Linked DNA regions of Mus musculus: all the other regions are linked to region 1. A link is a loop called in an ENCODE intact Hi-C map of the cell type or tissue named here. Cell type or tissue: left cerebral cortex. All regions are shown on one strand. Links, peaks and the distances in the headings refer to the core of each region. The heading gives the core; the rest is flanking DNA.

The links. A loop is a pair of places that touch in the nucleus more often than their neighbours do. Peaks named below come from ENCODE experiments on the same cell type or tissue, not always from the same donor. Only the 100,000 strongest peaks of a DNase experiment are listed, where the experiment ranks them.
Region 2: it touches region 1 in a loop (10-fold over the local background); 41 of 42 quality-filtered maps call a loop at or near these places.
Region 3: a loop joins it to region 1, with 2.1 times the contacts of the local background. A loop is called at or near these places in 15 of 42 quality-filtered maps.
Region 4: a loop joins it to region 1, with 8 times the contacts of the local background. A loop is called at or near these places in 14 of 42 quality-filtered maps.
Region 5: a loop joins it to region 1, with 2.0 times the contacts of the local background. A loop is called at or near these places in 16 of 42 quality-filtered maps.

Annotation. Positions count from the first base shown.
Region 1 is chr12:101,026,151-101,032,190 of GRCm38, forward strand. It overlaps Ccdc88c (coiled-coil domain containing 88C), which reads right to left and starts at 2,741. Exons shown (of 30, transcript NM_026681.5): 1 at 2,622-2,741; 2 at 2,086-2,186. The coding sequence starts at 2,681. In left cerebral cortex, for the core only: CTCF peaks have their summits at 3,346 and 4,297 (motif pointing left); DNase peaks (open chromatin) are centred at 582, 1,061, 1,490, 2,682 and 3 more places; H3K4me3 peaks cover 2,976 bases; H3K27ac peaks cover 2,544 bases.
Region 2 is chr12:100,949,053-100,955,092 of GRCm38, forward strand. Ccdc88c (coiled-coil domain containing 88C) reads right to left here. Exons shown (of 30, transcript NM_026681.5): 11 at 5,112-5,258; 12 at 4,235-4,379. Among named protein-coding and RNA genes, the nearest start is that of A630072L19Rik, 14 kb to the left of the region's middle. In left cerebral cortex, for the core only: CTCF peaks have their summits at 3,281 (motif pointing right) and 3,804; DNase peaks (open chromatin) are centred at 3,303 and 3,658.
Region 3 is chr12:100,838,320-100,844,359 of GRCm38, forward strand. It overlaps Dglucy (D-glutamate cyclase), which reads left to right. Exons shown (of 13, transcript NM_145448.5): 4 at 181-379; 5 at 3,052-3,202; 6 at 4,324-4,446. Among named protein-coding and RNA genes, the nearest start is that of Gm36572, 52 kb to the right of the region's middle. In left cerebral cortex, for the core only: a CTCF peak has its summit at 3,099 (motif pointing left); a DNase peak (open chromatin) is centred at 3,090.
Region 4 is chr12:100,933,414-100,939,453 of GRCm38, forward strand. Ccdc88c (coiled-coil domain containing 88C) reads right to left here. Exons shown (of 30, transcript NM_026681.5): 19 at 5,584-5,745; 20 at 4,417-4,694; 21 at 2,213-2,356. It overlaps A630072L19Rik (a long non-coding RNA gene), which reads left to right and starts at 4,691. Exons shown (of 5, transcript XR_003950128.1): 1 at 4,691-5,238; 2 at 5,338-6,040. In left cerebral cortex, for the core only: a CTCF peak has its summit at 2,852 (motif pointing right); DNase peaks (open chromatin) are centred at 1,662, 1,879 and 2,851.
Region 5 is chr12:100,847,037-100,853,076 of GRCm38, forward strand. It overlaps Dglucy (D-glutamate cyclase), which reads left to right. Exons shown (of 13, transcript NM_145448.5): 8 at 3,077-3,337. Among named protein-coding and RNA genes, the nearest start is that of Gm36572, 44 kb to the right of the region's middle. In left cerebral cortex, for the core only: a CTCF peak has its summit at 2,595 (motif pointing right); a DNase peak (open chromatin) is centred at 2,588.

The sequences.
Region 1 (6,040 bases), core at 574-5,573:
TTTAGGGCAGAACGTTACTTCCCACTTTGAAGAGGAGGAAACTGGGGCACCTACAAGAGTCCCAGTGTCGCACTGCTTGTGTGAAGACGACCTCAGGTTCAAGCCTACTCTGACCACTTAGTATGCTCAACATTCAGTCAGGGTTCTCTTTGGGTTTTGTTTTGTGTGTGTGTGTGTTTTGAGATAAGGTCTCATATCACCCAGGCTGGCCTTGAACTTGCTATGTAGCTAAGACTGGCCTTAATCTCCTGACCTTCCTCCACCTTTCAAAGGTCAGGAATAGAGCTGTGCGCCACCACAATCATCCAAGGGTCTTTTAGTTACCCACCTTTTGAGGTGGCAGGTATGGAACCTAGGACCCTGGATACTACAGGTAAATACCAGAAAACTACAGGAGCCCCGATTTGTATCTTATCGAGGTTACTTTTACAAGGAGGAAAATGTGTGTATCTTAAATCCCAGCCCCGGAGTGGGGGAGAATCCATGCCAGGGAGTCATTTCAAAGCCTGCGTGGCAGTCAAGCCCCACCCACTTCCGGAGGCAAACACATTTTGATGCCTGTTACCTGGCGCCAAGTTAGGATTCCCTAGAAGCAGAAAATTATGACTGGCAGGTCCTGTGCCCACTCCCGCCTCTGTTTCCTGGTATGGGAAGGCCACTTCTTGTCTCTGTGGCTGCCCCAGGATTGCTGCACACCTGCCAGGTTCTTCTTCCAGAAGGATCACAGTTACATATCACAGAGGGAAAAATGAGTCTGAAAACTGTCAGGGAGGGGAACAGACAGCCCTCTGCCAGAATTCGGGGGGGGGGGGGGGCGCGGCAAATGCAAATAAGTGATGAGCCGGCAGTTTTCTTCCCTGATTTACAGGCAAGTGTAAAGGCTTCAGGAATTCCAAAGGTCAGGGAAGAAAGCGAATCGTCCCCCCGGCTTTTGTTCTCCCCTGTGCCTGTGTGTAGCTAAGTGGAAGACTGGAGGACACTGCTGTGTTTTTTAATTACACAGCCGCAAGCTTAACGGGGATAGGCTGTAATGGTCCTTCTACCAATGGAACCCAGCCATTCTTGGGGCCTGACGGAACGGGGGTGGCAGGAGCGTGGCCAGAGCCCAAGCCTGCTCAGAGGCAGCCGCAGAAAAACTCAATTCTCATCAGTCCTTAGAGAAGCGCAGCCAAAGCCAACAGCAAATGTCTCTTTAGAACCTGGTCAAACTCTGAAGACCAGTGGAATTGGATTTAAAAAAAAAAAGACGGGGTTTCTACCACTGTGAATCAAATGTCCTATGAAAACAAATGGAGTCATCTCATTGGGAAACCACCCCCTACCCGCCCCCACCCCCAGCTACAAATCCAAGCTGTATTTCATTAGCTAATGGATTACTGAGTGTGACACCTCCATCAGTCCCAGCTGAGTGGGTACATGTAAAGGCTGATCCAGTTTTATTTTGTTCCAAGTGCCTGTGACTCATACTGTCACTCACTTCCAATAGGATCCCCGAAGCTTCTAAGTTAAACACAGAATGGAGGGGTAGGAGCCAACACCTAAGTGGTGCTAAGATGTCAGACAGACAGGCTCTGCAGAACTCCACAACGGATGTGGTCAGAGGTGCGGCCGGCAAGTAGTATCTACGAGACCCTGTTTAAGCCCAAGCAAACGTTCTAAACAGCCAGCCTGCCTGCCTGCCTGTGTGCCTTCTAAACCCAATTCACACAAGGACGATTAATGACTGCATCTGCCCCAACAATTGGGAAGAGAAGGAGATTCAGAAGCCCAGTTCCCAAGCCACAGTGAAACTGCGTTCACACCGCGATGCTCCAGACCCAGCGGACATTTCCTGTAACCAACCAGACCCTCTTTACAGTTCTGTGTCCCTCCAAAAAGAAAAGGGACTTTTGGTGTCAGCACTCAGACTACCATCAAGTGCCCGAGTTTACAAATGAGTCAACCGCAAATTTCCTTAGCTCGAATGAGGTGCTGGGGGATGGGGGGGTCCAACGGCCCACCTGAACGGAATCCCTCCCTGGCCATCCGGCATTCACGCTACAATCTTAGGTTTCTTAAAGTATCCTCTCTGAAGAGGCAACTTACATTTGCAGCATGATTTGATTCAAAAAGATGCCGTCCACTAAATCCATGTACAGAGTCAAGTTGTCCTGGTGGCCGCTTCCAAACGATCCAAAAGTTTTCACCTGCGGGGAGGCAAAAGCATGTTGGTCTGACGCTGGGGGACAAGGCAGGCCAGGGAGGTCACCAACCACCGTGGTACTCTTCGCAGGCAGCAAGCCTACCCTTCCCGAACCGCGGTCCTTTCCCGCCTCCGGACAGGACTTCTGGCTAACTTTTCTCCAGCGTCCCAGAACGCGAGGAAAATAGAGAAATAAATAAAAAGGACTTTTCAACAAAATCCTCACGTCTCAGACGCACAGGAAGGCAGCACGCTCAGCCCGCCGGTCCACGGTCCCACTCTGCGCCCCTACCGCGGGTCTCTGAGCTTCAGGAGGGGTCACCCCCCTTCCCCGCCCCCACGGCCGCCGGGAACAGGTGCGCGTTCCCGAGTGGGAAGCCGTGGGGACGCCCACCCGACACGGAGCCTCCCGGTCCCCGGTGCCGCTCCGAGCGCTCACCCAGGTCACCAGAGGGCTCTGCAGAAACAGCTCAACGAGCTGCGACACCGTCACGTCCATGCTGAGCCGCGGCCGCGCCGCACAAAGCGGCTCCGGCAGCCGGCGGCGGGCGCGGGAGACAAAGGCGGGGCGCGAGCCCACGGTGCGCGGCTGCGGCCCCGCCCGCCCGGGGAGAGCGAGAGGTGGGGGCGAGGAGGGGGAGGGAGGGGCGACGCGGTCCCTCCTCGGTCGCCCGGTGCCCTGCGCAGCCTAGCGGAGAGGAGCCGCACCGGGCCGGGTGCGCGTTGGGGGAGCGGGGACGGGAGTGGGGCGGGGCCTCAGCACGTGGCGGCCCGAGTGCGCGGGCAGGTGCAGCCTGCGCGCGCAGACCTGGGCCCGAGAGGAAGAGGCTTGGTGTAAGCCTCAGACTGCAGGGTTGCGCATCAGTGCATCTGCTTTGCCGACTCCCCGGCTTCTCCCTTCCTGAAGTTCCTTCAGGATGGATGCTGGCGGTGTGGCCGCCCCACGCGTGTGCGCCCCTGCTATGGCTCTACCCTCCCTCCACCATAGCACGCCGTGCGGGAGAGCCCGTCCCGGCCGCAGTGCGCAGCGGCAGCTTTGAGCCTGGGCTCCCAGCGCGATGGACGCCGTGCCCCCTGCTGGCGGGGGCTGTGTGCTTGGAGGCCTGCAGCCCCACGTTCTCACCACTTCCTGGTAATAACTTCGCTCCCCGAGCTGGGCCATTGTTGCATGTACTCTTGTCTTGACGAGTTTAATCCTCACTGCGATGCGGGAATGTTAACCCGAAGCCCCTGGCACACTCCTAGGGAGAACACACCAGGTACTCAATGACTACCCTTTGGCTAGTCATTTTGCAGCGTAGCTTTTTCACGTATTAGGGATGTGACATCTGCTGATGACATGTGGTATTACAGTTCTGCCTGGTTGGAAAGCCTGTTAATAAATAGACTGTAGCCCCCAGTATACTGGCAAGGTTCCAAGAAATGTGGAAGTCAGAATAACAAATAAAGGGTGGAGGTGGGGGGGCTTCTGCAATGAAGAGCATTTGCTTCTATTCCAGAGGGCCTGGGCTTGTTTTCCGGCACTGACAGGATGGTTCGCAACTATCATTAAGTTGAATTTCAAGGCCTCTGAGGGCACCAGACATACATATGGTATACATTCATAAAGGCAGAACACTAAAACTCATAAAAAGTAAAACAAATCTTACCCAAAAAAGTGGGGTGGGAATGATGGTACAGCTTTGTAACCCCAGTACTGGGGAGATGGAGGCAAAAGGATCTTCAAGTTATCCTTGTCTACATAACAACTTCAGAGCTAGCCTGGGCTCAATGACATCCTGTCTCAGGCCATGGCAGTCAGTTCTGGTTCCTGTAATCACAGAATTTGGTGGGGCTGAACCAGGAGGGCCTTGAGTTCCAGGCTAGCCTGGGCTACATAATGAAGTTGATGACTGCATGTGGTGGATAGGTAGCATAGGCTACCCTGTTTGGAAGAGTAAGGACTGTCTTTGTGGGTTTGATTTCTGTACCAATCTAATTAAAAAAAAAAAAATCCTGGGCTGGAGAGATGGCTCAGAGGTTAAGAGCACTGTCTGCTCTTCCAGAGGTCCTGAGATCAAATCCCAGCAACCACATGGTGGCTCACAACCATCTGTAATGAGATCTGGTGCCCTCTTCTGGTAGACAGAAGAATACTGTATACATAATAAATAAATAAATCTTTTAAAAAATCCTTCTAGCTATTTAATAAGCATATTATTTCAAGTGAACAACTGCATCAAACAACTGCACTGTGACTATTGTGAGACATTTTATTCTAGTGTGTGAATAATTTCTCCCCTGATATTGGCAGTCCCTACATAGCAACTCTGGGAACTTTTCATGGCAATGTCAATGAAACATTACGTATGATTAATGTTTTATAAAAGTCTCTCCACCTTCTAGTTTTACACACAATTTTTTTCTTTTGGTTTTTCGAGACAGTGTTTCTCTGTGTAGCCCTGGCTGTCCTGGAACTCACTTTGTAGACCAGGCTGGCCTCGAACTCAGAAATCCGCCTGCCTCTGCCTCCCGAGTGCTGGGATTAAAGGCGTGTGCCACCACTGCCCAGCTTTACACACAATTTAAGGTCCTATCAGGTGACACAGAAATGCCACTAGTTATTACATATCTGAGGTTGCCTGTGGTCACTGATGGACTGGCCACCACCATTCTTTGGCTAGACCTCTTCATCTGCAGTGCTTCCCTATTTCCTGTGGGTGCTGTGCAATAAACTCCAGGGGTGTCCCAGTTATGCTTAGAAAGGTTTCTAACCTGGGGCTTGCAAGTCTTGGAAAGCAAACTTGGGAATTGTTTTCTCTGCTCAAGGATTTCTAAGTAAGTTGGAAGCTCAAAGTGAGGCATGTAAAAATCTTGCAGCAATATATAATCACTGCTTCTTCCTCATCTTGGAGCCCATTCTGCTGCTGCTGTTGCGCTAACAAGAATTGTTCGCCCTGAGCTCCATCTTGGGGGGTGGGGTTGAGTTTCAGGAGAACTAATGAACTGCCAGATACTGTCCCTCCACTGGCCTCTTCCCTCATAAAATGCCTCTGCGAATTTCTGACAGAAATGTTGCTTTTACAGTTCTTGGATGGAAGAATTTCTTTTTCAGACGGTCTCACTGTGTAGCCATGGCTAACTTAACTTGCTACATAGACCAGACTGGCCTAGAACTCAGAGATCTGCCTGTCTCTACCTCCCAAGTATTGGGATTAAAAGCATGGATCACCACACCCAGTAGGAAGAAGGTTTTCAATTTTTATTCTAATACTAGATAGAGGAGGGAGCTTCTCCTCCCTCACAGGAAATATTGACTCAATCATGATAGCTAATATCATTTCTGTGTCACCTGGTAAGAGCTTAAATTATGTGTCCAACTAGAAGGTGGGGTGATTTTATGGTTTATTAGCATATATTAATTATGCATAAGTTTCATGGACATTATCATACATATATATTGAATGCATTCACTACCATTACCATCTCTACCCTCTGTCCACCCTGCCACTCCTGCTAATCACCTCTCCTCTCTGTCTTCCCCAATTCCCTTTTCCAGTGACTTGCACTGAGATTGCAGGGACCTGAGTAAAATATTATTTACAGGAGCATAGATTCACCACCAGTCTTTATATTATGGAAGAACCAGCAACCTTTCACCACATAAACAATCAGAGAGAGGTGAGGCTTCACGAATCCCCTCCCACCTCCAGGACAGGATGTTGACAGGCCTGATCTTGGGCAGGTAATCACAGCTGCTGTGAGGTCAAGAGCGTCATGGCTGGAGCATGCTCAGAAGACAGCGTCTCATGGCATTTCAGTGCATTCTCTCTACCCTTTCTTCTGCGGCGTTCTCTAAGCCTTGAAGGGAGTGATACA
Region 2 (6,040 bases), core at 719-5,718, 77 kb before region 1:
ACCTTGACATTAGAGATTTCTTCCAAGTTCACAATTATGCTGAAGGAAAGTCAGAGCATACACGCCAGCCGCTTTAGACTTCTCAGTGAGACTGGAGAGAGCTCAATGCTTTAAAAGTCATCTACTCTGCTTTTAAACAACCCAGCCCTTTCTTGGGAGTCAAGCACTAGACTCCCCTCCTACGAGCAGACGCAAGGCTTCAGGTTAAGTCACAGAGCTTCTCAAGAGGAACTTGTAGGCCTGACACACCCTAAGGAAACGGTCAGGGCTATTCCTCAGGCCCTAGTCTGCCCAGAGTTCACACTGTTGCTCTGTATTGTAACCCTAAGTACGGCCCTCCTCCCCTCCCCCCAGATCTGACTGCCTCAGGGACAAAGAAATCCTCACATAACCATGTGGTGCTATGTGAGCTTGCTCCTTAGTTAAATAAAGATGCCTATTGCCTATAGCGGGCAGAAGAGAGAGAGGTAGGTGGCAGAAGAGAGGTAGGTGGCAGAAGAGAGGTAGGTGGCAGAAGAGAGGTAGGTGGCAGAAGAGAGGTAGGTGGCAGAAGAGAGGTAGGTGGAGCTTTGGTTGCCAGACTTGGGGTCTGAGGCAAAGACCATGAGGAGGAGAGGAGAGGAGAGCTGAGAGCTGAAAGCAAAGAGAGAGAAGATGCCATGGGTAAGGGGCTGTGAGAACTGGCCACGAGGGTTGGTCAGCTGGAGTACGAGCAGCCCAGATGGAACGTGGCAAGTTTTATCTCAGGGTTATTGACAGGGAAGTAGACAAGATAGCATAGAGGGTGGATACCTGCCCAGCTCTAGTGCTGTTAAGGCTTCTTATAAAATAAAGGTTTTGTGTCTTTTATTTGGGAACTAAATGATCAAAGGTGGGGTAGAAACCCCGATTAATGTTCATTACAACCCTGTGCTGAAGATGGTGTCTGTCTGTCCTCTCCTGACTCTAACGCATCACCCAGGGGCTCTGACAGGGTACTGAGGTCCACAGCAGAGGCATCAACGCATGTTCAAATGCTATGTGTGATGCATGTGTTTGGATCCTTGGGCAACTATAAGGACCGGGGAGTGTGTCCTCTGCAGTGATATCATCTATCAGAGCAACAGTACAGACCCGACAGGCTAGACTATCCTAAAGCCACAACGGAAATAGTGGGAGGGGTCCATGACAACAACGTAGTATGTCCAATTCTAGCATCAACACGGGCTCAGAGATGCTCCAGAGGCCTCCTCTCAGTTAGCTAAAGAAAATAATCTAGCCATAATGGATCCTGAAGAAGAACCTACAACCACACTTTCTAATGACTTATCCTGTAGAGGACTCACCATCAAAAAAAAACTCCCCATCTCCTTGCAACAGAGATTATTATAGAAAACCTCAACCAATCAAATTCAGAGAACAAATGATCAGGTGGTGCCCAGGCCCAGTTGACATATTTACAATATAAATCCTGCAGAATTGTTCACAGCAGAAGAGGGGGCGAGAAGACTGGTTGCAGGAGCCAGGAGTAAATGTCACAGAAGCTACACCGTGAAGCCGCATCATGGCTGCCTAAAAAGACCTGAACAGGACAACACCAGCAGCCAAGCTAACATGCAAGTGGGAAATGACATGCATGGGACCTCAACCTAGACAAAGAACTACAGGCAACTAAGGGGAGCTGAAAGCAGGAGAAAGAGCCGTCTCCAAGGAAGAACTCCAACAAACACACAAACAAGCAACAGTGTGTGGACAAGGTAGAGTGCGCTTATATATTTAGCTCTGTGTGTGAGTGTGTGTGTGTAAAACAACAGTTAAAGAAAGAGGCCATAAATTTGAAAGAAAGCAAGGGGATGCATAAGAAGAGTTGGAGAGAGGAAACCAAAGGGGAAAACCAAAGGGAGGAAATGATCTAATTATATTTTAATTAATTAAAAAATAATTAAAAAAAAAAGAACCTAAGTATAAAGTCCCTTATCCTAAAATAAAAGTTCACTAACTCAACCTGTGGCCATTTGGACATATTTCTGCAACATATGTGTGGAGGTCATTTTGATAATGGTGAAATCTATATAAATTTACCATTTTATATGTTTTTAATATTTTAGTGTGTGTGCGCGCACGCACGTGGACACAGAGGACAAGTTGTAGGAGTTGCCTCTCTTCCTAGGCATCGAATTCAGGTTATCAGGCTTGGCAGCACACAGCTTTACCTGCTGAGCTGTCTCACTGGCCTCATGTTCGGCATTTTTAAAGGTTCACCACCACGGCACTAGGGACATGCACGGCTTGGCCACCATCAGCAGGGTCCATCTTTCTCATTCTTCCATACCGAGACTTGGGACAGAATAATATTCACGTTCCTACAGCTTAACAACGGTACCAATAGCAAGTGGCTTGCCACTAACTAAAGCAAGCTCCACGCTGAGCACAAAGGCTTACTCATCAGACCACCCAGCAACCAAGACTCACAACAACATAAATGAGGCCAGGTAAGGCTAAAGCCTGTCTCCTCACATGTCCACTCGGCATGATGATGCAAGCTACAGTTTAAGGGCTTGGTATCACTCCAGGTTACTCGGCTAACAAGCACGAAACCTGCTCCTTAGGCCAGGCCTTTCCAAGTCTTTCTGAGAGGCCATAGGCGCTGCTCAGTGGTAAGGGGTGCGCTCAGTATGTTCGAGGCACTGACTTCAATCCTCCATCCAAGAAGAACAATCTGAAACATTAGAGGCAGGCACAGCTCAACCCTAGCTATTCAGGAGAATGGGGCAGGAGATCACCTGAGCCCAGGAGTTTGAAGCCTGTCTGGGCAGCATAGTGAGACTAACCAACACTATCATTAAGAATAAGTCACTAGCCCAGAGAGACGGCTCAGCAGTTAGGAGCACTGGCTGTTCTTGAGGACCTGCGTTCAGTTCGCAACACTCACATGGCAGCTCATAGTCGTAGCTCCAGTTCCAAGAGATCCAAGACCCTCTAGACTATATACGTGGCCAAAACAAACACATAAGTCATGTGACCAGTGAGTCAAAAGGCATGGATGTCACACAACCTGATGACCTGGGTCTGAGCCCAGCACCACATGGTGAAGGAAGAACCAATTCCCACAAATTCTCCTGACTTCCGCATACGCATACACATATAAATAAATGAAATTTTATAACAATAATAATAGAATAAATAAAACATGTCCATGTCTGAACCTTAACGGGTTCATAAACTATACCAAGCAGTGTGAACTGTTCGGGCCTTTGAAGCAGGCCCTGAGGGTGTGAACTGCTTCTCCAGCCCACCAGGGGGCAGACTTGAAACTTCACAGGAGAGACAATGCTTTTCCCACCCGGTGTGGCTCCCAGTCGCCTCACTCAGCTCAGTACACAGGCACCAAAGCAGACACAACTCAGTGTCCACAGACACAAGTTAACTCAATCCTTTCAAGTTCAGAGCTGGTAAGAGCACTGGAAGAAATAACCTTGGCAGTATTCTCAGGGACCTTTTATCAGCATCTTTCAAACCTACAATAAGCCAACCGCCCCCACCGGCTCTCTAAAGTGCTAAGTCAACACTAACTTGCCATCGGGTGCATGGGAAAGGTGAACAAGGCTATTTTCAAACACAGGAATTGGCTTATTGTTTGTTGGGCTCTGGAGCTTCCTGCTGCAGTGCTGACTGGGGTCCCACACCCTTCCCATAATGGACACCTTATCTCAGGGTACCAGCAGAGGGCAGCAGCACTTGCCAGGAAGGAGGACTCCCCCCCCCCCCCCCCCCAGCAGGGAAGATCCATAAAGAGCCTGGGACTGGGGAGCAGCCGCCACCACTTAGCATTGCCACCAGGGAGATGGGATAAGCAGCAGCCATCCTGCCCAATTATGTAAATGAACAGCGCAAATAATGTCCGGGGTACATTTATAATAAGGATTAGTGACCACTGGGGACACTTCCTGGTGTCAGGGCTTTCTGTCATCGCGAAGAGAGCTGTGATCTGGAAGCTCCTGAGAGTGCATATGGGAAACCAAGAAATCCCAACACTTCATTTGTAGTTTACTTCCAGACATTGGGGCTGCCAGGCCACTTACATTTCCCCTGGGGAGAGCTATAATGAAACAGCTCCAAATGGCACTTGAGGAAATCACATTTAGTTGTGTAAATGTGGGTGGGTTGCTAGGAAGACTCGGAGCCAAAGGCTCAGCTCCGGGGTAAGCAGCAGTGGCTGAGACGGGGCTGGACCCCGGGCACAGGCGCTGCCTACCGTCGGACAAGTCTGCGTTCTTGGACAGCTGCTCCAGTTCCCAGCCAAGGTGGGCCGACTCTTTCATGCTCTGCTTCTGAGCCATCTCCAGAACCATGTATTCTTCCAGCAGCTTCTCAATTTGTTTCTTGTCTGCATCCCGATCCTAGGGCAGAAAGAGGGAAAAGTGTGAGGACGGGTCTGACTGGCCTCAGACGCGCAGTATCTCCTCTCTCCTCTGCAGGTGACAGCATGCTTCCTGCCAGACAGAGAGAGAGCTATAACATTTCTACTTAGGTCAAGAAGGAAGTCCTGGAGCCGGGCGTGGTGGCACACGCCTTTAATCCCAGCACTTGGGAGGCAGAGGCAGGTGGATTTCTGAGTTCGAGGCCAGCCTGGTCTACAGAGTGAGTTCCAGGACAGCCAGGGCTATACAGAGACACCCTGTCTCAAAAAACCAAAAAAAAAAAAAAGGAAGTCTGAGGTCTCAGTGAACACTCTCTGAGCATAGGGACACAAGGAACACTGTGCTGAGACAGGCGCTCTGGTGATGGGTACTTGTTGGTTCTAAGTAGGTCTCTGCAGCTTCAAGTGCTGTGATAGGTATGGCATGCCAATGCTCAACATGAGAGCCACTGAGGACCCCTTGAAAAGGACACACCTGTGTTCACCCTTGCAGAAGAGTGGTTACTTTTGCAGAGGCAACATAAAAGTCAGGTCCCACAAGTGTCAAGGACAGTTAAGTGCCCACTCAAGCCACTGAGATAGTAGGTGCTTCTTTCAGTCAACAAGCTGCAGCTGACACATCAGAAGAGCCTGCCCTTTCCCACATGCCCTGCCTCCACCGATAGTCCCGCCCCTCCCCCAACGCCACCCATTGCACCCTGCCCGTTAATACCAGTTCCAAGTCATGGAGTTTAGATTTTAGCTGTAGGTTCTCTTTCTCCAGCTCGTGGACTTTATCACTGCGAGCCCGGGAGGCAGTCAGTTGTTCCTCCAACATGGCTTTGGTCTCGATTAAGATGATATTGTCTTCCCTCAGCTCCTAAGGAAGAGCAAACCCAACAGGAGAGCCATCAGATAAAAGGCCAGGGTCACGACCGACCGACCACAGGACTTCTAAACAAAGCACTTTCAGGACCCTGGAGCCAAGCAGCCAGCCCAGGAACACTCGGCAGGATGCCCTGAGTTCAGTTCTTGTCACCCTCACCTGTGCCCTGGAGGCCAGGCATGTGGGCTCTCAAAGAAAAATTCAAGACTCGAAAAAATATTCAGTGGTTCTGGGGTGTGCATCAGTGGTAAGGTGATTGCCTCATATGCACAAGGTCCTGGGTTTGCTCCTGAGTACAGTAAACAAGGGACGGATGGCTTTGAAAAGGCAACCCTTCCTTGAGGTCTTCCACAAGCCAGATGATCCTACACTTGGAACCCAGTGGGAAAGTGGACTCTGGTGACAGTGCCTCAGTTTCCTTTAAAAAGGGGGAATGGGGTGGCTGAGAGTCCACAGAGGGGAGGGAGCCCAGGACTAAGGCAGATCCTCTCAATTCAGGATTTATGCCAGATAAGGAAGTCTTTACAATGGCCCTGTCCCAGCAGAGCAGGGCAGGCAGATATGAACCCCACAGTCAGGTGCGTCGGAGACTGTGGCTTCTGCTAGCAGCACAGAAAGAGGCCAGCCTGTGTGACATGCCTGTCAGACCTTGTCTGAGCTTCTCAAATCCCACAAGTCCTTCCCAGCAATGCTTAGTATCCTCAGTGTGTGTGAGGTATGCATGTGTGTGTCCAGGATGGACAGACAGACTTGCATTACCTCTCACATGCCTTCAT
Region 3 (6,040 bases), core at 731-5,730, 190 kb before region 1:
GGTGGTACACCCTGTGGAGGCAGAGGCAGATGAATCTCCATGAGTTTGGAGTCAGCCCAGTCTACAGAGCAAGTTCCAGAATAGCCAGGGCTGTTACATAAAGAAACCCTGTCTCTAAAAACAAAAACAAAAACAAAAAAAGCGCCTCAGGGGCCTGTGAGCACTTCTTTGTGTCCCTAGGACCATCTGTCCACAGTTGCAGAAATACAAGTTTGGCACCTGCACAGGCATCCTGACCTCACTGGAAGAGCACTCAGAACAACTAAAAGAAATGGTGACCTTCATCATAGACTGCAGCTTCTCCATAGAAGAGGCCTTGGAGCAGGCAGGGATCCCCAGAAGAGACCTAACAGGTCCCAGCCATGCAGGAGCATACAAGGTAAGGCCATGCCCCTGGGCAAAACAGCTTGAAAATGTGGATGGACTCTGTAGTTTCCGATGGTGGAGAGAATGTTGGTTCAGGGATCAGAAGCCCTAAGGTCAGCCCTAGCTCAGTCGCCCTCCCAGGTAAAACCATTACCCTCTGAGTCAGTCTCTCTCCCACCTGCCTCTGATATGGCTGTGCAATGTCAATCAAAGTCATTTGGACATTTGGAGAGAGAGAGAGGGCATGTATATATGAATGTATGTTCAGGCTAAAGGTCAACTAGTACTCTTCGGGAGCAGAACACATTGTTTTCTGCTAAGTTACACTTATTTGGGGAAGGGGTGATTTTGGTAGTGCAATGTTTGTGTGGAGATTGGATGGCAACTTATGGAAATCAGTTCTCTCCTTCTGCCTCTGCCTCGTGGGGCTTGGGAATCAAATTCAAGTCACCAGGCACGGCAGCAAGTGCCTTTATCTGATGAGTCTTTTCACTGGCCCCACCGTGGAGTTGGAGACAAGACCTCTTACTGGGATTCACTGATTAAGGGTAGGCTCTCTGCCAGAGAGCCCTGGGGATGCTCTTGTCTCTATCTCCCAGTGCTAGAATTACAAGCACAGGGTGTCACCATGGCCAGTTTTGATGTGAGCACAGAGTGTTAACGGCAGAAGGGTGGCCTCTCCTGGGACACGCCTGCTGTTAGGGACTGTCCCTGTGGCCGAGTTGATGCACTTCTCTTCCTGCTGAAACCAGTCACGTGGGGAAGAGTGGCGCCCTTCCTCCTCTGCCTCCTTCCCAGATGCTGTTGGGACAAGTCTGAGCACTCTGGCTGATCAGCAGTCTCCAGGCCTCCCTGTGCACAAGACCAGCCTCCAGACTTCCCTGCTCACAGTGGCTGGACTTTTTTCATCTTGAGCGCTGTTTGTCACAGTGTCCCTCCCCACTTTGACTCCTGCCAAAGAGGCTTGGACTGCGTCAGGTCCCTGCAGTTCTGTAGTAACCTTCGAGGCACAAAAGATTGGGTTGATGAGATTGGCTATACAGAGAAACCCTGTCTCGAAAAAACCAAAAAAAAAAAAAAAAAAAAAAAAAAGCTTTGTACAGAGGCACAGACGTCCATATATGTTCACCAAAGCCTGTCAATTATCCATGACACGTCACTGCCCCCTCTCCCCACAGCTGCCATACAGTTTTGTCTGTAACAACTCACCCCACTGCCCTTAGGCCCTGAGAGAGATGGCTCTTACAGCCACCTTGAATTTGACTGATGGCCTGGATAGATGGCCCATCCTAAACAGAGGTGTCTCAGTCCCCAGGAGCCCTGCCTGGCTTTGTGAGTGGCCTACATGTGCCTTTGCTCTGTCCCAGGTGCTGTCATACAGACACTGGGCTGGCAGCACAGCAGAGCCTCATCTTACAGTTGCCAGGGTGGTAACAGCCAGTTAAGTGGCAGCCAAGGTCGTCCCAGGGGATCCTGATCCTGGCTGCGTTCTAAGCCTGTCGTAAGCCCCACTGCAGGGGGAGAAGTATACCACCAGTGAAAGTCACCCAGGTCGCCCTGTGCAGAATCTTGGAAGGGAAGACCGGGGCATCCAGGGACAGGCTCATCCTGTGGGATCTAGAAGTAAATCAGGCAGCCGATGTTCCTGGCGCTGTTTGCTTGCTTTTGCCTGATTCTGTCAGAACTTCGCAGCTTCTTGAGGTCCATGGAGAAAGAACATTTAGAGACCCATGAGACTGGGCGAGGAAATTGTTTTTTGGTTTTTTGGGGTGTTTTGTTTTGTTTTGATTTTGAGACAGGGTTTCTCTGTAGCCCTGGCTGTCCTGGAACTCACTCTGTAGACCAGGCTGGCCTTGAACTCAGAAATCTGCCTGCCTCTGTCTCCCAAGTGCTGGGATTAAAGTCGTGAGCCACCATGCCCGCCACTGGGTGGGAAAATTGTGTGTGTGTGTGTGTGTGTGTGTGTGTGTGTGTGTGTGTTATAAACCTCGGCTGAAAGTTAGCATTTCCTTTGGTTCTGACTGTTGGCCACAAAGGGCTGTTGGATCAATATGTCCTGGAATGCTGAGGATGATAAAGTATCTCACAAATAGCATAACACAGTACAGTTCTTGAGAGTTTCAAAACACCCTGTATACTGATACTCCAGTAACAGATCTGCCATTCTGTCCTCCTAGCTGTTAGTGGGAAAGTATAATATTCTTTCTGGGGCTCTGGTAACTACATCTGGACATCAGAAATAGTAGTGGTTTCCTTTGGAACATTTGATTCTCTTCTCTTCCCGTCACCTTTTTGCTGCCCCGTCTGTGTGTTTGTTTTAAGGCAGTCTCTCACTGTGTTACCAGAATCACCTTAAAACTTTCCTTGCAGTCAAGGCTCAAACTCCCCATCTCCTTAGCCTCCCAGGTGCTGGGACAACAGGCAACACACCATCCTGAATTTTCTTTTATGTGGTGAAAACATTATTCTGTCCAGCTTAGATGTGTGCCAGACTGCCAAAGTGATGTTGACAGATTAATAAAGAAAAAAATGAATAAGGCTCCCCCCTCCTGCACCCTAGTTTTGAGTCTCTCACTGTCAACCAGGCTGCAACAGCTCCCTGGATCTCTTGCTTCTTGGACTGGAAGTGTTGCGGCTTTAATTTGAGTTGATTCCTGTATTTTCCCCCTATATTTTCACTATCAGACAACAGTGCCCTGTGCCACCATTGCTGGCTTCTGCTGCCCTCTGGTGGTCACAATGAGACCCATTCCCAAGGACAAGCTGGAAAGGCTGTTGCAGGCCACTCACGCCATAAGAGGACAGCAAGGACAACCCATTCACATCGGTGACCCAGGTCAGTGTCCACCCAACATGGGCCTGAAAAGCACACAGGGGCTTGTGCTGTTCTTATGGGGAGGGTCTCAAGGGTGAGGGACTGGGGTGAAACCCAGAAGTCCAGTACTGGGTGCTCTCAGGCTTAAGGCAGCACTGTGCCACACTAGGGGGCCTCATCTTGAGGACTTGTGATGCACACTCAACTCCTATGAGTATCATGTGATCACCACTGGCCTTGGGGATTGGAGGGTCACAGTGGGACTCTTTGTTTCAGGTGTTATCCACAACCATGCACACCACACCTCTCTCTCTCTCTCTCTCTCTCTCTCTCTCTCTCACACACACACACACCATAACATTATTAAATAAAACTCAAATTTGCATTCTGACTGAATGTCATGAGATCTCTTGGAGCTCTCAGAGGGACTGAGGAGAGAGAACTTGGGGTTGGCCCAGAGTGAGAGCCAGGGTCTGTGGACTTGAACTTGCTCAGCTTCGTAGTCAACAGAATTACTAAAGACCTGACATTCTATGAAAATACTATCAGCACTATTGGTCTTCCTCACCTAAAATAGTCTCAGGGTCACCCAGAAGATATCTGCCGACTTGTCTTATCAGTGGGGATAAACTAGGCCCAACGCATCCATCTTTGGCATTCTGGTCCGCACTGTCAACAGCATGTAGATGCTGCTGCTCAGGGCTGGGGCTGCTGGAACAATAACAGAGGTTACAGCTATGTAACTTGATCAGTCTGCATCAAGATGAACACACACACACACAAAGCTGGCTCTGTTAGGACTCTGTGCTACGAGGCTAGTATTGAGCTAAGCACACTGTAAACTCCCTCCAGAAACCACATCATACGGTTTGAGATGTCAGGCCTGATGGTACCAGACAGCGGGGGCCCTAAGTTACAGAACACCCTGATCTGTTAAAACTTCAACTCTGAGCCATCTTTACCTCCTCCTCTTCCTCCTGTCCTTCCTCTTCTTTCTCCTTTTCTAAGATCAATTCTACAACTAGCACTTGTGGGGAGAAAGATACATAGAGTACTTAGTGCCCCCATGTGGGTGGTACCAATCTGAGGAATCCTGGGTTTGGTTTTGGGTGTTTTGTTTTGTTTTGTTTTCCCACCTGCAGGTCTTTTGGGAATTGAGGCACTTTCCAAACCTGACTACGGGAGTTATGTGGAGTGTCGGCCCGAGGATGTCCCTGTGTTCTGGCCATCTCCGCTGACCAGTCTGGAAGCAGTCATCAGCTGCAGTATGTTGGTAACAAGGGCGGAGCTTCCTCAGTTGCAGCCCAATGGGTCCGGAGTTCTTGAAAGCACAGGTTTACAGATCAAGCAAGGACTTAAAAATAAACCCATAAAACCCAGGCCTAGAGTTGGGGCTATAGCTCAGTAGTAGAGCACTTCCCCAGAGTGCTCAAAGGTCTGAGCCCTAGCACTGGGAAACAAACACAAATGTAAGCTAAGAGTCTACGGTGTCTTTCCTGCTCAGTTCAATCCCCTGCTGAGGAGCCAACACACCCAGTCTTTAGCTCAAGAACCCTTGGACCAAATGCTTTCCCACCTGCTGAAGCTTTGCGGCTTGCTCTCATGAAGGAGCCAAGCTGAGGAGCCTCATGTCTTTTTGGAAATTGGTAGGGCCTTCAAAGCAAAGGATGAAGCCTAGAAACACAGTTGAATTTTACAACAATGTTGTCTCTCAGTATCTGCTGAGGTCCATTCCCAGGACCCCTCAATACCAAGACCTAGCTTCTCCCAGAAGATTATGTAGTTCCCAAACTCACTCCCTTCCTCCTGCATACGTGAACTCATTCCTGGAGTGAGGTTCAGTCCATTATCATCAAAGTGGGAACATGGCAGCATCCCGGAAGGCATGATGCAGGAGGAACTGAGAGTTCTACATCTTTATCTGAAGGCTGCTAGCAGAATACTGACTTTCAGGCAGCTTGGACTAGGGTATTAAAGCCCACGCCCACAGTGGCACATTTACTCCAACAAGGCCACACCTCCTAACAATGTCACTCCCTGATCCAAGTATATACAAACCGTCACATCCCTAAAGCTGGAGAGAATAAAGCCTTCTGCCACCTCCTGAACCTGCTGCTCTGTGTGTACCTGGCTTTCAAAGGATCACTTTTTTAGGTGTTGTCTGAGACACTGAAAAAAAAAGAAAGAATTAAAAAAAAAAAAAAAGGAAACCATTTCTCAATTAATAGTTGTTCCCTTTCTGGGTCCATGCAAAGTCCATGCATCGATCAATAGATGCTCCTTTTGAATGTTGGCTGACTCTGGCTATTAAACCCAAGAAATGTTACAGTTTCTGAATTTCTGTGAAAAGCAGGATAGCATTTCCTCATCTCACCAGTTGAAGAATGCGCAAGGCATTATGTGAAGTTCTGAGGTAAAGAAACAATGTTCGGATACCCCCTCCCCTGGTGAGAAGCACACAGCTGAAGTACTCAAATATAAATCTATACCAGGGAATGCAGAAGACAGAGGTTCAATCTACTCAGCAGTAAGCACCTAGAGGCCAGGCAGGAGGGCAAAGAGAAGACGCAGTGCCTGGCTCTATGATGCAAACCACTGCTGAGGACTTCTATACCCAGCGCTTCGCTCCACGTGTACCTGCACTCCCCTGATCCATGTTGATACAACCAGACAAGGCGTGGCCATTATTTTATAGCATGAGAGGCATGGGTAGAAAGGCGTAAAGTCACACCTGAGACTCGACTGCATCCTTCATGATGCAGCCACTTCTGAGAACGATGCTAGTGTACAGCTTAGGGCTCTAATCTAGCGGGGAAGTGGAGGGGTTAAGAAAAATATAAATGCTGTGAGAAAACAGAG
Region 4 (6,040 bases), core at 483-5,482, 93 kb before region 1:
GGGTCCTGTCTCTGCTCTGACAGGTGCAGGCATGCAAAGTCAACCTGTGCATAATGTAAGAACACTGAGCAAAAATCGCTGCTTTTCTAACTGTGCTCTGGGGCTCTAGGACGACATCCCTGATGCCATACTGGTCTAGGTGGGGGGAGGAGGACAAGAACCAGGTTAAGACACTGAACACAAAAGGACATCGTGGACTGTGCCTCCCAGAGACGAGGAAGAATCTACTTGCTGTCCCCAGACTCTCTGTACAGAGGGATTATCTGAGGAGCTTTGCCTCCCGTAACAGCCAGCGTGACCCAGCTCTGTGTCACCAACCACTGGCTCATCCAGTCCCAGGAGCTAACCTAGGCAGCTACACTCGAACCCAGGCCGTTTTGCTCATGTCTACTGAAACGAAGAAGACATCTCAGCCTATTGTAAAAGACATGGCCTTTTACATTATAGTTTAGGCGTTCTGGTATAAGTGAAAGACAAAACAAAACAAACAAAAAGCTGTGCTAATAAAAGAAAAACAGAGAATTTTTTTTTTCTCTAAAATGCTGTGCCCAACAGTCCCACCCAGCCGTGATGCCCATGAACCACATCAGCCACCAGCACAGCCTGATAATCTTACAAGTGTAATAGTGGTGCGAGCACCTCGGTGGTAACCAATTGGAAACCTACCTAAATAATCAGGTCTGATGCACTCATAATTAATTACGCTTTTGTAAGAAAACATATGGAGTTAGTCACTGAAAAAAAAATAAAATAAAAAAAATGCTGTGCCCAACTCGGTGGGGCTTTCTAACTCCTGAGATTATAAAATGGGATGTGTAGGTAAGGGACTATGTAAACCTACAACAATACAATTATTGCCGTCCTAACTCTCATAATTCAGCTAGCTTTCCAAAAACTTGACTCTCAGGCTGGAGAGACGGCTCAGTAGTTAAGAGCACGTGCAGCTCTTGCACAGGGCCTGATTCCCACACCCCTGCAGGGACCTCACACTAACTATAAACTCCAGCTAGAGGAAGAGCTGCCATCTCTGCCTCCACGGGTAGCTGCACTCATGTGCACACACCCACGCACAGATACACACAATTATTAAAACACAGAAGTAAATCTTAAAAACCCCAGCTGCATATGAGGTACCTGGCCTCACAGAGTGGAAACAGGAATGACCTGATCCCAAGGTGGCCAAATTCTGTCCATTACAGGTCACAGTGTTTGTGACCGTCCAAATGCTCCGAATCACAGCCTGTGCACCCGAGGGGGCAGCATTTCCCTAAATGCTTGCCAGGGCCCCTTTGCTAGGATAAAGGAACACCAGGACGTGGAAGGAAGCAGTGTTTCCCCCAATCGGACTTGAAACAATACAAGGTCTGGACTCAGTTCTGGCTCTTGTTAACCAAAGGTTTCACCTTGAGTGTTACCTGATCTCTGAGCTACCAGATTTCCTCATCTCTACAACAGGAAGGGGCGGCAGCCAGCAGTCCAGATCTATTAAATTGCTGCAAACATGGAATTGGTGGACACTGAACTTTGCTCCTAGGGAGAACACCGGGCTCTCCTTGGTTTACAATGCAGTTTTGGGTGAGTGCCTGCTCCAAGGCGCTTTATGTAACAGCCTCGAGCCAGCCTCCAGGCAAGGGAAGCTTATCTGACACAGGTTTTTTTCTCTGCTATTCTGTATTCAGAGACACTGACTACACCAGAGCACTGTGCCCCAGGGCTGTTTTACACAGCAAGATAAGGACTCTACACTAAACACTAAAGACCTGCACGGACCAGATCCTGTTCGTAAGGGGAGGGATGTAACAAGGCAGCTGGATGAACCTGATGACACAAATATCCTGCGAGCTCTGCATGTCTACAAAAGATCCACAAATAGGAATGAGATTCTGGTTACAATGAAGCCCTAGTGAGTGGCTGCATCTGTTGACTAAGGAAGACCACAGTGGCTCCTGGGGGCTGGGCTCACATCCGAAGGGGACTATGCCTACCCAGATACATGACCCATCCCTTCCTTGGACTGGCTGAGTACCACCACCTAGCCCGCGCCAGCACAGCCCTCCACTCCTTCCCTAGCCAAAATCATGCAGTTCATAAGAACACGTGACCAGGAGTTCACCAGCCTCCACTAGTGGTTTTCAGAGAGGCCTGGTCTGGACGAGCTATTGATGTCACCCCCACTACTGCCAGGGCTGGGCGTGCCTGCCCCTGTGCTCACCTGTCCAGCTCTCCTCGAAGCCTCTGGTTCTCGCTCGTGGCAATGGCGTTGGTCTTCTGCTCCCGCTCAAGTGCCTCCCGCTCGGTGCTCAGTACTTTCTCCAGCTCCTCCAGCTCTGCCTTACGCTGCTGTAAGTCTCCGTGCCTAGTGGCGGAAGCATGGCCAGGCTTTATCTACCACAAGCAACTCACACTCCGGGAAACTGGAACATACCCTCTCAGAAAGAGGGGGGATTCCTCTGAAACCTTTTCTCTGGGGAGAGGTGAGAGGCTGGACGGCAGGGAAGCAAGAGAAATGTTGCCAGAGTGGGGTCGTCCATCACTGGCTCCCCCAGTGTCAGGTTCATCTTCTATTCCCTGTCATGGCCTGTCTCCTTTTGTAGGCCGCCCGAGAGCATTAGGGTTTTACTCTACACCTTTTAGAGACTTGTGCTACAAAGTGGCTCATTAAGAACCAGTAGATCTAAAGGAAACCACAGAATAAACAGCTAAATTCCGTGTATGAAGCAGCTAATCCCCCCTCACACCCTCCTGTATGGGAGCCCACATATCTGTTCCTGGCATTGGGAGTGGGTGGGTGAGACCTCCCTGCCATGATGAATTTTCTTTCTCACTCAATCCTTGCAGGTTGCACAGCTGCCACTGGGGGGCAGCATAGCACAAGGGTAGAAAAGTGACAAACCCTGACTGTCACCCTAGACTCTCCAAGTCAGTGAGAGGAGAGGCCTGAGGCAGGTTCCTCAATCATCCTGCTCAGAAATCTGCTCCCTCCCCCCTCCCCCACTTCTCTTCTGAGTTCATAGCAGTAGCACGGTTGGGGTCTCCAGTCTCTTCTCTAGTCCCACCCTCCACATCAGCTGCACCTGGATCATCTCACTGGAGCCCCAAGTAGGAAAGTCACTTAATGGCCAAAGTGCAGAGGTGGCCCCATCATGGTGGGGGATGAGATGAGAGAACCGTCGGGCTTCCACCTAAGTTAGTGATTGTGGGGGAATCATGGAGGTTGACAAATAAAGGCCACAGACTGACCAGCAGGGCTGCCTGCCTAATCCCTGCTCCCCGTGTGGCACTTCAGCAGGGCACACTCAGCCCACAGGCTTTTGGGGTCTGGCTTACTACCACTGAGCCTTTGACAAGACAGTAAGTTTATGGCAGGAGTCCAGTTAGGTAGCAGATGAGAACTCAGACTTTACTCAGTGCTGTGTGACAGACACTCACAGCCCAGTGCACAGACGGAAGGAGCCTCCAGCTATGTCCAGCCAAGGACACTAAGTAGCTGACAAGACAGGACTTTGGACCCTCAGTATGTGCGCTCAGGGATCTAGAACCCTCGGTGCATGGGCAGGAGCTCAGCCAACAGTGGGTGAATCAACGACACAGGAGCTCAGCCAACAGTGAGTGAATCAAGGACACACATCCCAGGACCTGGGATGCTATGGTGAAAAGTTAGCACATAGTATTTTTCAACATATGCAAAGTATACCTTTAAAAAAAAAAGAAAGAAAAGCACCTGGTGTGGATTAAAGGATGAAGGTAGTGTGGGCATCTGGGGGGGGCAGCTGAGGGCTCAGCTCCCTCCCTCCCTCTCTCGACCTTCCAACTGTGCTGAGATCAGAGGTGTGGGGTTACTCTGTGTTTTGTTGTACACGTTAAATACTTAACATAATGGGAGGATTTGGGTTGGTCCCCCCGCCCCGCCCCCTCCTTTAAGCAAGCATTCTAGCCTCAGACTTGGAAAAGGGATTCTGAAGTGTGGATAAACACAACCCTGCACAATGGTAGCCAGAATTTTCCCAAGGGTGTAGGTCAGACGGAGGAGGAAGGAGAAAGCATTCTTAGAGAATAGGTCTCCAAGTGTCTACACTGGGCCACCCAGAACCAGCGTGGGCCATGGCACTCCTTGGCCCCAGTGTCCCCTGCCACAATCCCCAGCTGGACAAACAAAAAGGAAGCAGAAGTTGCTAAAGGCTCTATTTCCTTCCCTTGAGAAAGCTCAGGTGCAAGCAACAATGCAGAGCAGCCTGCCAAGAGGAAATGTGGGGGAGAGACGAGATGCACTTGGCCCTTAGGAAAGTACCACAAGCTCTGTGACAGCCTAAGGGGCTCAACACAGCAGCTGCCTCCACCACAGGCCGTCTCCCCACACCAGCCTGCCTGTCCCCAGCCTCGGCCTCCCTTGCCTCCAGGCCCCCCCCCACCTCTCACCTCTCCCCCAGCTCCTTGTGCTCCAGCTCCAGGTTCCTGTGCAGCGTCTTCAGGCAGCTGTGCTGGCGGATGAGGGCCTCATACTCTGAGGACTGGCACTCGTACAGGGTGCCCAGGTGCTTGTGGTCCTGCAGCAGGGCTTCATAGACGGCTGCCAGCTGCTCCTGCTGCTGCTGCAGACCCTCGTGCTCGGCCTCCTTGGCAGCCTGCTGGCTCTGCAACACCGTGTACTGTGCACTGAGCGCTGCGTTCTGGGAACTCAGTGTGGAATTCTCCACCTGGAGGGAGAGCAGAGAGCCCTGCGAGTGATCAGGCCGAGGATGACCAGCAACAGCCAGCCTCAGAGGGACCTCAAGGCAGGCCAGCCGGGGACAGTGCTACCGGAACTTGAGGACTTGGCTTAGGAAGTGGGGCCAACATGGCAAAACGCTGGCTGCGAGAAGGATATCATCCTGAGCCAACTCCAGAAATCATGTCCTCCGTCTACGTGAGCCCCTTGCATGTCATTACTGATTATTTTTAAAGCCTATTTTCTTGAGTACCAGATAATACTGTCAACCAATTGATTTTTACATATTTATTTTTGTGCTGTTGGGGCCTGAACCAAGGACCTTGTGTACATGCTAAGCACTTTTATTAACGGGCCACATCTGACCACCTGAGTTTTTAAAGTATTCTAACACAACCCCAAGACATTAAAAACTGAACAGGGGCCAGAACTGCTCTTATATTAAAACCAGACAAAGACTTTTTCCAAAACAAAGTAACAAACCAACATCCTATTTTCTTATTTTAACAAAACAAACCCAACTTCTCTGCCAAGTAAGTTTCCTGTTTATTGTCTCTGCCCCATATGTAACTTTCCAACTTTTCCCAGAAATTACATTAATGAATAATTTTTCATTTCCCCATCACCTATAGACCACAGGATAAGCAGACTGAGGGGCTGGCCCTGCTGGCTGCTTCCAGCAGAGGGAAGCCAGGTCACAGCCTCATTTGCCCTCTATCAGCATAATACAGGTATACTGCACAGAAACTGTTCCACCAAGCTTAAAAAGAGACTGTATACATCTACGGTATACAGTAAGCCTCTTAGCAACCAGCCTGTCTCCAGGTCCCCCTGCCTGGCCTTGCAGCTCCCACGAGGCACCATTAGCGTCCTGCTACCTGCAGCTTCGCAGTCTGGGTCTGCAGCGTGGTGGTGTGCTCTTGCAGGAAGGCGCTCTGCTTCTGTAGGGTCAGGATCTGGCTGCTGAAGGACACGTTCTGAGTCTCCAAGTGCTGTAGTTGCTCCTTCAGCAGCTGCCTCTCGGCCTGAAGAGCTGCGTTCTAGGGGAGAAGCACGCGCCAGTTACACACAGCATGGTGAGCATAGGGCCTGGGGTTTTACTGAACCTTCAAGGGCAGAGGTAGCTGGGGGTCTTCAGGTACGGGAAGTTAATAGTTTCTGTCTTGGAAAAGGACAATGAATAGAATTTACAGAGACAATATAGGGACTACTGCCTGGGCCCTGGGGCATACAGGCACGAATGCCACTTACATGAGTCCCTTTGTTTCCTTTGGTGTGGAATACCCCAAAAGTACTTTTCTGTGAGCTGAAGCCACTCCCCCCACTGACTACAGA
Region 5 (6,040 bases), core at 384-5,383, 180 kb before region 1:
ATAAACACACAGGAAACTCATCATGCATGCCTACCACGGGAACACCCTGAGGTTATGTCATGCCAGGTGTACATAGAGTCTTACATGGTGTGCCATATTCATACCTGGGCAATCAAAACAAGTGTTCCAGGGCTAGTGAGATGGTTCTGTGGATAAGGACAAGTTGTCAGCAAGCTGATGACCTGATTGACGTGGTAGGAAAGAAACAATTCCTGCAAGTTGCCCTCTGATCTCTGACACATAAGTAGAGCACACATAGGCGTGCGCGCATGCACGCACACACGCACGCACACACACACACAGAGACACCTTTAAAAATGTAGTTTTAAAAAAGAGTTCTTCCTCACTTTCCTGGGTAGATATTTCTTTTTTTTTTCTATGATAGTTTCTTCCTCCCATACAGCCTTACCCAAGCTGACAGCTCCCCCATTTAACATAGCGTCATGAGGAAAGATGAATTATTAACTCTGTAATTAGCTTTAAGTTTAAAAGAAGGAGCCGACAGCAGATTTACGGTTGCTTTGGTAAGGATGAGCAGAGAGGTCAGACACAACGCCTGCCTCCCATCGGCGCTCTTGCAGATTGGTGCGGGGCTTGAAGCCTGAGTCCCAGAGGAGGCAGATTGATGACTGTCTGATGTGCTGAGTCCGTCTAGGAAAAACCATCTTTAATCCGCAAGAACAATAGATGGTTTTGATTCCCACTCAAATAAGCAGATATGATTAATGGTGGTGTGCGGCATGTTAGGCACTATTTACTGAGCTTATTAATAGAGGCACTCAGTCATCTTTAAGAGGACATTGACTTGCATATGATATGTCTGGAGGACATGGAGGATGCAAAATTTATAGTAATGGTTTTTGCCCTGGTAATAAAATCATCATCCATATACACAGCCTTCAGTTGCCCCAAGTCTCCCCCCTCACCCTCTCTTTAATATATTACTCATCAGATTCCATGAACCATGTTACATCCAATTTTATTGTACAAAATGATGTTATTCTTCTCCTTTCTTGTCATCACTATTTCATGTTCATTGTACGAACATCAGAAAATACACAAAAGTAGCCAGGGTGGTGGTGCATGCCTCTGACCCCTGCATTTAAGAGGCTGAGACAGGGGGACCATTAATGCAAGACTGGGACTTGACCCAGTCTCAAAAATGAATCTAATAATTAATAAAACTAAGTCTTAGGAAGGAAAATGTGTGAAAATAAATAAGCCATAAGAATTACCCGAATCCCGGAGCCTGAGGTGTTGGCTCAGTTAGTTAAGTCCTTGCCAGGTCGGCAGCAGGAGGAGCTGGGTTCAGTCCCCAGCACACACAAGAAGCATGGCACAGCAGTGTGTGCCTGGGACTCCAGGACTAAGAAGGCACACAAGGGATCCTTGAGACGTTCTGGCCATTCAGCCGAGCCCAGCCAAATCAGTGAGCTCTGGGTTCAGCGAGAGACCCTGCCCCCAAAACCAAAACCAAAACCAAAACCAAAACAAAAAACTTTTAAATTTAAATTAATTGGAGAAAGCAACCAAAGACTCATGACCTCAGTCTCTGGCTTCCATGTGCACATTCACACAGACACATGCGCGAGAACACATACCATCACATACACCTATCCACACACTTTTTAAAACTACCAGAATCCGTTACAATCAATAAATTATCGATAGGCTTGTGTTTACCTTTAAAGTCTTTCTTTTAGCTCAAATCTTTGCATACAGGAACTCCACCATGATAGTATTTTGAGACTTTTAAAAATAACTGTAATTACTTTCCATACCGTGAAATAATTTTTTCACGACATCTACACACTGTTTATTTGTTTGAGACAGAGTCTCACTTTTTAGCCTGAGCTAGCCTTGAACTCCCTGCAATCCTCCTGCCTCAGTCTCCCCAGAGGAGAGCTGGATCCCAGGAATGAGTCACTCAGTTGACAGCATCCTTTTTAAAGGATCCATTGTGCGAACGTGCCACCGTTTGACTAATTATCCATCACTGGTACCTTAAACAATGCCACAGTTAACCCCCTTCTCACTGAATTTTACACATACCTACGACTACTTTATTTGGGATGCCAGACACCACATGGAAGAGGGAAAAAATCACCTTCCAGGCCCCAACTTCCAGCTCCTACTCCAGCAACCAGAAGGTGGGAATCTCTGTCCCCAGAGACGTCTTCCACCCAGGCTACCCTCCCTGTTATCCATGTAGAAGAAGCAAAGATAGGACTAACGACACACAGCTATCATGAGCCAGGTCCTGTATGGATTTACTCTCAGTCTAGAGCAGTTACTCCATAGTAGGGATCCAAAGCCAGCATTCTTCATGCTCTCTGTGACCCTCAACTGCAAGTCAACATCCCTTTAGCCTGCTCTAAAGGCAGCTCGGCTAGAGACACACTCTGCCTCTGTATGGCACTTGTGTAGAAGAGACCTGATGGTAGACAGAGGCATGCTGGTATGAAGAGTCAGGAAGTGGTGTTGCTCAGCTGGCCCGGCTGGGCAACCTTAGCACTAACTACTGTCCCTCATCTGTGTTCCCTGGGACTAACTGGGTTCCTCTACAGATAGCTCCCCACTTGCTCAACTTCTCCACTAGAGGGCAGTCAATACCTGACTCTATTATTGGAGGCACAGTTCAGAGGTGCAATGTAGTTGACACCCTAATAGGCAACTCTCCCTGTAACAGCATCCTGAATGACTTGAGAGTGTTCTGGGTCAACAGGGAGGGACTCTGCTTTACCCAGACACTTGGGGTCCCAGCAGCTCTGCCATCAGACCTGCTGTAGCTATCAATCAACATTTCGGACAAAAAGAGGGTAGGTGTGTTTGGAGAGGCACAGGAAAGGACAGGGCTAGGCTCAGCAGGGCACCCATCACTTCCTTATGTACCTTGAGACCAAACCAGTCTTGTGGCTAAGAGAGGGGTGGGAGTCAGAGGGACAAGAATGCATATGAACAGGTCAGACTGCCACACTCCTCCACGTGACTTCTGGACCAAAACCAACCGGAACTATCAGTGTATCCACCTTAAACACCATCACCTAGATATGTTACTTTATTTTTGTAATTTTAGGGAACCGAGGAATCGGGCACCTACTACTTAAAGATGAGCTACTGCAAGCTGCTTTGTCACTGTCTCATGCCCGCTCCGTACTCGTCACCACTGGATTCCCAACACATTTCAATCATGAGCCCCCAGAAGAGACAGATGGCCCACCAGGAGCCATCGCCTTAGCTGCCTTCCTACAGGCTCTGGGGAAGGAGACCGCCATGGTAGTAGACCAGAGAGCCTTGAACTTGCATATGAGGATTGTTGAAGACGCCATTAGGCAAGGTGAGCAGTGAGGTGGGGTCAAGCCATTTCCCCAAGCAGGTCTTCGTGGGCAGAGACTGGAAGAAAGCAATGTGCCAACCTTCAGCCAGGTACACAGCTCCAGGATGTGTCCTTGTAACAGGGTGCTTTATCTCCAAGCCTAGAACAACTTTGTTATAAGCAACAAGAGGTTCATTTTATAGAAAAAGATGTTGAGGTTTCAGAAAGCCCAAGTGATCTAATCAATCACGGTTGTCCACACGGTGACCATTTCCCCAACCACCTCCACCAGTCAGTGCACTGGAGGTCCAAAGCCATGTGAACCCAAGCCAGAACCCCATGCCATAAATCTTAGTGAACACTCAAAAATACACACACACACACACACACACACACACACACACACACACACACACTCCTCACTTTCCCTATCCCTTCCCTCAGCTTCCTGGCTCTGTCTCCCAGGAAACCACCTGCAGGGCAACCAGAATGTTTAAGGATAGAGGCAGGTTGTTTGTTCTGTGGAAAAGGAGGCTGAGACCAGTTACATGTGACCTCTATGGGGGAAGCTCTCGGAAGACCACTGTGGGGATGACAGGGATGAAGCTAGGGTTTCACCTTGGGTTCCCTCACAAAAAGAAAGGAGAGGAGGCACCAAGGAATACTAGACAGATCAGCAAGTGAGGCCAGAAAACTGCCGGACACGTGACTGTGTCAAGCTCTGCTCCAGGGCCAACAGAAGGTTCCACCTGACTCTCCTCTGTGGCTATGTTTAGCAGAATCCTTTCTCCCCTCTCATGGGCAGGAGCCCAGCAAGGATTGTACTCCATAGCTCTGAGGAGGGAGCCACATCTCTCTGACCCTCCGTGACAGGGGTTTCTGACCCTCCTTGACAGGGGCTTTGTGTGTCCTTTCTCAGATATGTGCCTCATGTTGCCTGGCTGGGCTCCCTGGTACCCATTCCCCTGACTAGCATCTGACACAGTGCAGCCAGGGGGGGTGAAGGTTGGCTTCACTCAGCACCCACTTTCACCAGACCCCAGCCAGGAAATTGACAGACCATCATGGTGCCACCCCAGCAATGTGACTAGGTGGCCATTACTCTACAGAGGAGGCGCTCAGGATGCTCATGTGGTTTGTTCACGGTCACATACCTCTAAGCCCTGAGTCCAGGGATACTGCCCAGGGTGCCCTGTTGGCCATCTTTCCTTCTCCTTGAAGATTTGCCCTGAGCCTGTGAAAAAGCCACGATTCTTCCCCTAACTGCTAAGAGATAGATGAATGAAAACCAGATGATTTTCATTTGGGGAGATATGTATATTATTTTCCACATAATCTACAATAATGTGTGTTATTTGTGATCACAAAATGTTTTTTGACAATCAATTTCACTTTGTAATCACTATCATACAAGTACCAACCTACCGTTGGTGGCCTTAATTGCAACCAGGGGATCCTGAGAGGAGAAGTAGGGCAGAAAGACCAGGAGCAAAAGAGACTCACAGGCAGCTGTGAGCATAGCACAGTGCGAACTGACTCTCAAGGAGACAGCTCAGCTTGTTTAATAGGGGGTGGGGGGAGAACAGAGGCTACTTAAACCTTTGGAGGTGGGACAAGGCTTTAGGGTGAGTGTATATTGTTGGCCCAGGCCAGGGTGCTGGGGATGCTTCATTTGCATAAAGAAGAATTCCAGGTGCTGCTGGACATGACCTTATAAGGGAAGAGAAAGTTTAACCTGGCTTGAGGGCTATGTGACCTCTTGGGGGAGGGAGAGGGGGGGGGTGCAGGACTACATGTGCCAGGTCATGCAGGCCCAGGGTGGAGTGGGGAAGCAATCCAAGTCCTGCCCATGTCAGAATGAGATTTCTAGGGTTTGGACATGCCTCAACCTCACTCTTGCTTGGAGCCTGCTATGCCCGTCCCATGACTCCCTAGCCCCACACTAACCCAAGTCTCTGGAACTCTGCCTCAGTTGTTATTGCTCTCCCCTGAAGGAATGTTTGTCTGGAGAGGGAACTAGTAAGATCTGGGAGTAGGAATTCAATGGCTGGTTTTAAAATGTCAACTTGCTACAACCTACAGTCACCTGACAAAGGAGTCTCAGTTGAGGGCTTATTTAGATCAAGTTGGCTTCTGGACATGTCTGTGTGGGGCTGTGGGCACAACCATGCCCTGGGTAGGGGCTCCTGGATAGTATAAAAGAGGAAGAAGCTAGCAGCAAGCAGGCGGTGTGTGGCATTCATTTCTCTCTGCTCTTGACCATGGTTGTAACGTAATTGCTCAAGGTTCTGCCTCAACTTCCCTTCAGCGATGGACTGCAGATTAGAGTTGTAAGTTAATTAACTCTTTCTTCCCCTAAATTGCTTTCAGTAAGGGCATTTTATCACAGTAACAAAAATTAAGACAGAAGTGGAGCTGTGGTACCAACACAGGTACTGTATCTGACTCTGATCAACTTCCCTGGTGTCTGAGCATCCGTTTCTCCTTCTATAAAGTGAAACAATGTAACAATCACTTTATGGAACATGGTTATGAAATGTAAATGAGAACATACATGTCAAGTGCAGGGCCACCTGTCACCCAGGCATCTACACAGTGCACAGTTCTGCTGGCAGTGGGCCAGAACAGACCGTCTAACATACAGCATATCCCCAGGTCTATACTGATCCAGCTCAACCCCCTATCCCCTGCCAACTCTGTAGTTCAGTCAGAACTAGAAGTAAA